Linked DNA regions of Mus musculus: region 2 is linked to region 1. Evidence: chromatin loops called from intact Hi-C (ENCODE). Cell type or tissue: heart. All regions are shown on one strand.

Region 1 (4,000 bases):
GGCCGCCCGGAGGGTCCAGCTTCCGACAATAAACACCATCCGGGAAGTAACCTTCACTCACCCACGTCTGTAAGAACAGAGGACAGAACTCAGGCAAGCTGACAGAAGGTGGGCTGGACAGATGGGACAGACGCGGCAGGGGGCAGCTCACCTGCATCTGGGCACTGGTGAAGGGTCCATACAGCTCGGCGTCCCCCGTGTTCTCCCATTTATACTCCCACATCACATCCATCAGGCCATCTCCTGCTGACTCTGCCTCTAACACAATGAACGATACTTGGGCCTCAAGCACTCAGTCTCCAGCCCACACTGCCCCCCACCCGTGCCCTCCAAACTTACCCTCTCTTTGGGTAGGGGTTGGGGTTTCCAGTTCACCCTCTGCTACTTCCTCAGCAAACATGTCCAGGGAGGGTGGAGGTGTGGGGTCATGGGATCCCTGGGCCCGACACCCCAAACCCTTCAGTCGCATAGCCAACCGTTCCCTTGTTTCCTGGTACACACCAAGGTTGCCTCGTGCCACCATTTGGTCAGCTAACCCAGACAGCCGGTCTAGCCGCTGGGGGGAATTGGGCCGTCCAGTCCCCTTGCTGTTGCTCCCTTTGCCTCCTCCTCGGGCCCCCAGCCGCCTAAGGGCCCCAGCCACTGTCTCTCTTGGCAACAACAACTCCAAAAGTCCCTCCAGGAGTGCTTGGGCGCTCATTGGAGTCTGACCCAGGCTGTCTTCCTCCTCCGAGTCTGAAACCTGGTGCTTATCAGGGGGCCGTTCCTTGATCCTCACCTACAAGGAAAAGATAATTAGAATTTCTTACAAACTTCCACCAGGGCCCAGGCCCTGCACCTGCACTCCCAGGCCTCAGCCAGAATAGTCCCTGGGCCACACCCAGTCAATGTTGTCCAGCCAGCTGTCTCGGATCTGCGCATCCTGGTTCAGGAAGTAGTTGCCATCAGCATCAAAGTGGCCTTCCTCCATCTCTTCCTGCAGGTTGAAGGGTGTGATCCTCACACCGCCCTCACTAGGGAGAGTAGCTGCTTCCTGACCTGCACCGAAGACATTGGGGGTGGGGCATGCTAGACACGCAAAAGGGAAGCAGGCACACCTCCCACCTCCATCCTGAAGGCTTGTCCCCCCAACTCAGTTAACGCTTCGGACATAGCTCACCTTCTACATCCTCTGAGGCCAGGATATCATATTTGCTGGACCCTTCCTCATCATCATCCTCTTCATCACTGTCTAAAGAGTGCTTGCCTTTGAAGCGGCTCCCAGGACCACCTGCTGCAGCCACAGGGTCCACCAGCTGTGAGGAGGCCGAAGCAAATGAGAAATGCAGCCAACTGGGTAGTTCCCCAGATACTCCAGGATCTGTACACAAATCTTTCCAAACCCAGTGCGCCGGGGAAAACTAACACTTCCTTGGCTTCCCGGCTTTCCTCCCATCAGATTTCTCCTTCTTCTTTCCTCTCAGTCCTCCACGGAAATTCGAAATCTGGCCATCTCACCTTCTTTTTGGGCACACTGATTTCATCTTCACCATCCTCATCTCCAACACCCTGAAAAGTCACTTTCCTCTTTGGCATGATTGGCTGTGGATTTCCTCCAGCTGGACCTCGGAAAAAGATATGTAGTGAGGAAGTGAGGTAAGGAGAGAGGACCGCGGGGGAGTGCAGGGGCCACCAACATTTTTCCTGGTAAATGTGAGCGAGGACAGATCGCTAAAGCATCTGAGAGAACTAGCAGGCACGACGTCCGGGGTTGGTTGGGCAATTCTGAGGCCCGGAGGAGAGGCGATGGGAAGGATCTCCGCCCCCGCGTGGACCCTGCGGGTATTCCCACCCGGGGATGGGGAGTCAGGTTCCCCTACGTCACCACTCCCCTACCAGTCCGGAGCTACCGAACTCAACCACCTCTCCCACCCGAGTGCTCACAGAGGCCGGTCGGACCCAAGAGCTGGAGCTGCCTAGATCCCCGAATACCACGTAGCGACCTGCTCGGCCATGTCCTTGGCGTACAAACTAAAGGCGAAGCAAACCCGCGGGGATTCAAACAATCTTACCCGCCGGTGCTCACCTAGGAACCCAGGGTCAGGCGGGGAAGAAAAGGAAAGATGCTTTCGCCGGTATTACATCCGGGGCACCCGCCTTCATCACCCGGAAAAAAACCGTGGAGACCGGCATAGGACCCGGAAGTGGCTTCACTTCTATTCAAAAAGGGCGGATGCATACCATTAGCCAAGGCCGACTCGCGGCAGGAAGTGACGCAAGACCTGCAAAGACTCGCGTGAACTACGTCCTTGCCTCACGGGACTTGAGGATGGCGGGAAATGTTTTATTATTCCTCTACGATGGAGGCTACAGTGAGGATAAGGACGTGGTGTGCTAAGAGGTTCCCAAGGCCTGGATGGAGAGGCACAGGCCGAACAGAGGCTTCGGGCTTCCGTTTGCATGTATGGATAGGGTTCTGTACGCCTAGTGGCCTTCAGTAGACACCCGGGCTTCCGATCTTAACGCAGTCCCAACACTCGGGAAATTGAAACAGGATTGATTGTCGCGAGATTGACGACAGTCTGGGATACAACATGAGACCGTCTATTTTTAAAGAAAGTCTTGCTCTTCTCTCTGAGTCCTGCTTCTGATTATAAGCGCTCGGGCACCTTCCAAACCAAGCCCTTTTAGAACCCAGGAGTCATTTGCACCATGTCTATTCTCCCACTTAATTCCTAGTTTCTGTAGCGGGACAACCATCACAGGAGGTGCCACTGGCTTCCGTCCGTGGCCTGTAACCAGGCAGAAGCCCATCAGTTACACGAAGCCTACCTCATCCCTTAGCAAACTGCCAAAGGGCTGGGATCCAGCTCCTGCAAAGCTGGGGCCAGGTGAGATCTTCCCCAATAGTGAGGTTTAGATCTGGAGCTCTGGGGAACAACTCAAACCTCAACGCCTCCACCCCCGTCCCCACCCTCGGCTAAATAGCTCCGGTGATCCTACTAGAGTTGGAAGAGGGCAGCCAGATGGACCACGCCTTTCTCCTCCAGGGTTTTCTCCCATTGTGAATCATGAAACTTCACTTCTGTGGGTACAGAACACAAGTTCTAGACCAGGAGGGCATCTTGCTACAGACAGGACCCTGAAGAAAGCAGCTCTCAGCACTGCTGGTTCATCCGGAGGGGGTTTTCTCTACCTGGAGACCACACACCCTGATCCCCTTTCTGCTGAGAAGTGCCAAGTGGAGCTTTACGGCCACAGAAGCCCACACCTTTATCATCCTGACCCGGAGTAGAGGGTGTGTGGCAAAGATCTAGCCACAGAAAACAAGAGCTGCGCAGTTTGGTTGTGTGTACCTGCTGGGATGAACCCCAGGCAGTTAGTCTACCCTAGACGCCCAGGGAACTGCACCAAGCTGCTGACCAAGAACCCAGCCCAATCTAAAGATGGTGGTTTTGCACACACTCTCAGGCCCCTCCTTCAGCTTCCAGGGGGCTGAAGCCATTGGAAAGGCGATCCCAGTCCTGCAAGCTGTGCAGAGGATCCCAGGAGGCCAGTGAGAGTGGGAGCAGCAGAATCCAGGCAAAGCTGAGGAGGAAGGAGCTGGACCACTATGTTTGTTGATGAGAGATGAAGTGAGCGTTTACTGTGACTCCTTTTGGGGGTCGAATACTATTCACAGAGGTTGCCTAAGACTATCAGAAAACAGAGACGTACATTATGATTCATAGCAGTAGTATACTGTTATTAAGTAATAATGAAAATAATTTTATGGTTGGAGTCACCACAATATAAAGAACTGTATTAAAGGGTCACAGCATTAGGAAGATTGAGAACCAGTGGTCCAGATGTTCCTGCCAAGACCTGCAGACTGAACCTATGGAAAGTCAGACTTTGTGCCTGCCTCCCCCACTCCCCTTACTCTACAGCACTCTTCAAATAACAAGGCGGGAGACAGATATAACAGCAGGTTCATTTTCCGGTTCCTCAAAGCGCCACAAAACTGCCACTGAGGTGGGAC
Region 2 (4,000 bases), 150 kb before region 1:
TGCATGGAGATCCAGGAGGCAATCAGTCTCTCGGTCTGAATCCTATCTGACTAATGGAATTCAAAATTCGGCACGAAAGTATGTGCACCATGTCCAAGCCTGGTGAACGGGACCGTTACTGGAATTACAGAGCACTAAACCCAGCTCCTCTCTCAGTCCTAACTATCATTTCTCTCTCTTCCCTTCTCTTATTTTGGTTTTTCCAGACAGGGTTTCTCTGTGTAGCCCTGGCTGTCCTGGAACCCACTCTGTAGACCAGGCTGGCCTTGAACTGAGATCCACCTGCCTCTGCCTCTTGAGTTCTGGGATTAAAGGTGTGCGCCACCACTCAGCTTCCAATTACCATTTCTTAATAAAGATTTCTCAAAATACCCAAAGGTTTGTTTCAGATTCTACACTACAAGTTTATGCTTTTCTACCAATGTATTTCCTCATACTACATTTGTTTATGGGACTATTTGAAAATGATTGTAATTTCTTGGAAAGGGCTAACAGTCTTTCAGCACTTTAACGTTTACTACATACCAAGCACCCTGGGTCTCAGAGTCTGTATTCGGACATAACTGTCAAGGGCAGAGGCATTACAGTGTAACTACCTGAGTGTGAATTTAGATTCCCAATATTTACTAGTTGTGCTATCTTGAAGAAGCTATCTACCCCATTTATGCCTGCTTCCTCTTGTCAAAACACAAGTACAGGGGGCTGGTGAGCCTTAGAAATTGAGTGCCTATTAGTTTTCTAGAGGTTCTGAGTTTGGTTCCCAGGGTCCACATCTGGTGGCTCACAGCTGCCAGTAACTCCAGCTTTAGAGGGTCCAACACTTCTGGCTTCTGCGGAGATCCACACATAGGTGGCACACATTGATAAAATTAAAGCTTTTTGTTAAAGACAGGGCATTAACAGTCATGACCTCAGAGCTCTGTACAACATTAAACGGTTCATCACAAAATGCTTGCAGCACTGCCTGGCTGAGGCGTTCTCCTAAAGGTCTGCCTCCCCCAAAGCCAAACAAACAGGCCAGATTTCGGCCTATAGAAAGAGGAAAGACACGCATACGCAAATCGTCTTAGGAAAGATTTGGAATCTCCTGGCAGCCAGCCTTTTCACCAGGAAAACAGCATCCGGTTCCAAGGCTGGAGGGAAAGGATTTTCCTTTGCCGTGTGATCTCACACAGCCTTCAGTCGGAGTGGGATCTCTGAACAGACAGACAGACAGACAGACAGATAAAGAGGCTCTTCGCTGCTCAGTCTTTACAGACGGGTGGCTGCCCGGCTTTACAGATGACACAAATTGAAGCGCACACATTAGCGCTCAGGCTCTAGACAGGAGCTGGAGCCTCGGCAGGGTCTCAACCCCCTCTACACCGCCGAAGGCAGCGAATAGAGGACAGGGTGCGGTGGCGCCCACCTCCACGCCCGCCAGCCAGCGTCCCCTCGCCCTTCCGCCCCGCGCCGGCTGGATTTTCCGGGACCACTGCTACTCTGTAAGTCTCACGCAGTGGTGCTCCCTCCTCCCGGCCCGCGTACCTGAGGTGGCCGACGCCATCTCCCGTCGCTGCGGACACGTCTTAGCCCTTAAGCTCATAGCCTTCCCTTCTTCGGCCCGCTTCTCTCTTTTGAATTACCGGGGCCCCGCCTCCCTCTCAGATTCGACCAATCGCAGCTACGTGCCGCCGGAAGTTTCGGTTCTAATTTACCGTAATTCCGCCGTCTCGGGCTCACTTCCGGTCTCGAAAGCAAAATATTCCCAGGGATAGGGCCCTGGAGTCTGTCACTAAATGGTCAGTAACTGAGGTCCCTGCACTTTCAGGCTTTTGAATTGCCAGGTTGGAATTGGCTAAATGCAGACTTTCGCCCGACTTTTCCTTCTCAGCTTTTCTTCTGAAAGCACTTGATTGATTCTATATTCAAAGTTCCCAGCTCTGAATACAATTTTTGCCTTTTGGAGCGGACAGAATCTCTTTGTAGCCCTGGCTGTCCTGGTGTGAGAAGGCAAAAAGTTCCTCTTTGAACTTGACTCCCCCACCACCACCCCTTTTTTTTTTCTTACTGTGGGAAAGTTCCCAGCCCTGTTTTAGAATCTTGGGACAAAATGCCCCCAGCTAATTGCATGCGTTTGGCTTCTGTTAAACTGCTTGCTTTCCTTTGCCCTGCAACTGCCAAACAGGATGTAGTTTTTGTGTGCTCTTTACCTTTAAAAGCTTCTGTAAAATGCAGTTGAGACTGCTTTGTGAGGAGTTTCTTTCCAGGAATTTTCTAGCGACTTAATACAGATTGTCAAACCAGACTTTGGTGGTCTTTGGGTCTCTAACTAGCAACATTGTAACTCACTATGTAGACCAGGCTGGGTTTAAACTAACAAAGACCTGCGCTCTTCTGCCCTGGAAGCTGCAACACTTTGCCATCTAACCATGAAGGACCACAGTGAGACAGATTATCTTTAGGTAGCCCTGGCTGTCCCAGAATGGTGTAGACTAAACTGGACTCAAACTCACAGAGACCTGTCTGTCTTTGCCTTCCTGGTGCTGGGACTAAAGACAGGAATCAAAGTTGTGTGTCACTACACCCAGCTAAATTCAAAGATATTGACTAGCACAATTTACAGGTCTAGAATGAGACGGCATTTCACACAATCAAGAACTGATTGGTCACAGTCTAGTGACTTAAGGTTAACTTCATTACCATGGAAATGGAAACTGGACTGTTTGACATTTTGGTTATTACTTCTAAATTCTTTTTTTTTTTTTTTCCTTTCTTTTTCTTCTTCGAGACAGGATTTCCTCTGTATAGCCCTGGCTGTCCTGAAACTCACTCTGTAGACCAGGCTGACCTTGAACTCAGAAATCTGCCTGCTTCTGCTTCCAAAATGCTGGGATTAAAGGTGTGCACCACCACTGCCCGTCTTACTTCTGAATTCTTAAAAGCAAACTTTCAGTTTGATATGTAAAAACTTTGCACCACTCTGAATGTTTTGTTGTTGCTGTTATTTATTTATTTAGAGATGGGGGTCTCTCTAAGTGGCCCTGGTTGTCCTCGAACTTACTATGTAGACTAGGCTAACCTTGAAATTTATTGAAGGCAAAGCACACAAAAATGTGTGTAGACTCATCAGATGGGGAGGGGGGCCCAGATTTGGTGTCCTCAAGAACTGACCTTTTGTCTGGCATTCTAGACTCAAACATACGCTCCAAATATTTTCTCATTTCCCAGTCAATCTGTATCAACTACAGCTTAGCTTCAGCTTTCTGAAATTCCCAGGCACTCTGTCTCAATTAATGATGTCCTGGTAGCTAAGCATTAAGCATTGGCAGTAAGCGCTCCATTCAATGTCCTTACCTGTTCTGTGCATCACTCCTCATTTCCATTGCTTCCTAAAGCTTCCTCTCTCCTCTGACTGCTGCCAGACAGCAAGTGCTGGCATCCCAAGGCCCACTCAGCCTTCTTTTTACTTTACATATACAGAGTTCCCCATCACTGGAACGCCATTATTTAGACACTAATAATTTGTTTATCTATCCTAGCTTTAGTCCTAAATCCAACCGTTTGTAACGACGCGCATGAACTTGGAGATTATGCTCAATGAAAAAAGCCAGGCTAAGGAAGGACAAAAAGCGTGTCACTTCATTTACATATGGAACAAGAATGTGGGGCTCCTGGGAGTGGAGAGCAGAAGGAAGGTTCTCAGAGGCTAAACAGGGGGGTGGCTGAGAAGGGAACAGACTGACAGGAGGGAAACGAGAGCCATGGGACATGGAACAGTTTGGGTAATTATAGTACCGCACACCCCCATAACTGCTAAAGGAGTAGTTGTGTGTGTGTTTGAGATACACCTTGTGTGTTGATGGATGGGATGGCACTTTCTGTGTAGACCAGGCCGACATCAAAACTGAGGTGACCCACCCCTCCGAGTGCTTGGGTTATAGTTATGGACCACCAGGCTCAGCCTTTTGTTGCTGTTGTTTTGTCTTCAAGACAGAGTTTCTTGGGGCTGGAGAGATGG

What was found. Hi-C counts contacts between places; a loop is a spot of excess contacts. Peaks named below come from ENCODE experiments on the same cell type or tissue, not always from the same donor. Only the 100,000 strongest peaks of a DNase experiment are listed, where the experiment ranks them.
Region 2: a loop joins it to region 1, with 2.0 times the contacts of the local background. A loop is called at or near these places in 2 of 42 quality-filtered maps.

Annotation. Positions count from the first base shown.
Region 1 is chr7:127,193,864-127,197,863 of GRCm38, forward strand. Cd2bp2 (CD2 cytoplasmic tail binding protein 2) reads right to left here and starts at 2,214. Exons shown (of 7, transcript NM_027353.4): 1 at 2,066-2,214; 2 at 1,498-1,598; 3 at 1,160-1,295; 4 at 881-1,038; 5 at 340-778; 6 at 152-258; 7 at 1-67. The coding sequence starts at 1,575. It overlaps Tbc1d10b (TBC1 domain family, member 10b), which reads right to left. Exons shown (of 9, transcript NM_144522.5): 9 at 3,596-4,000. In heart, a CTCF peak has its summit at 1,820; DNase peaks (open chromatin) are centred at 578 and 2,188; H3K4me3 peaks cover 2,523 bases; H3K27ac peaks cover 2,678 bases.
Region 2 is chr7:127,040,817-127,044,816 of GRCm38, forward strand. Kif22 (kinesin family member 22) reads right to left here and starts at 1,604. Exons shown (of 14, transcript NM_145588.1): 1 at 1,528-1,604. The coding sequence starts at 1,585. In heart, no CTCF peak of the experiment used is centred here; a DNase peak (open chromatin) is centred at 1,665; H3K4me3 peaks cover 1,975 bases; H3K27ac peaks cover 2,024 bases.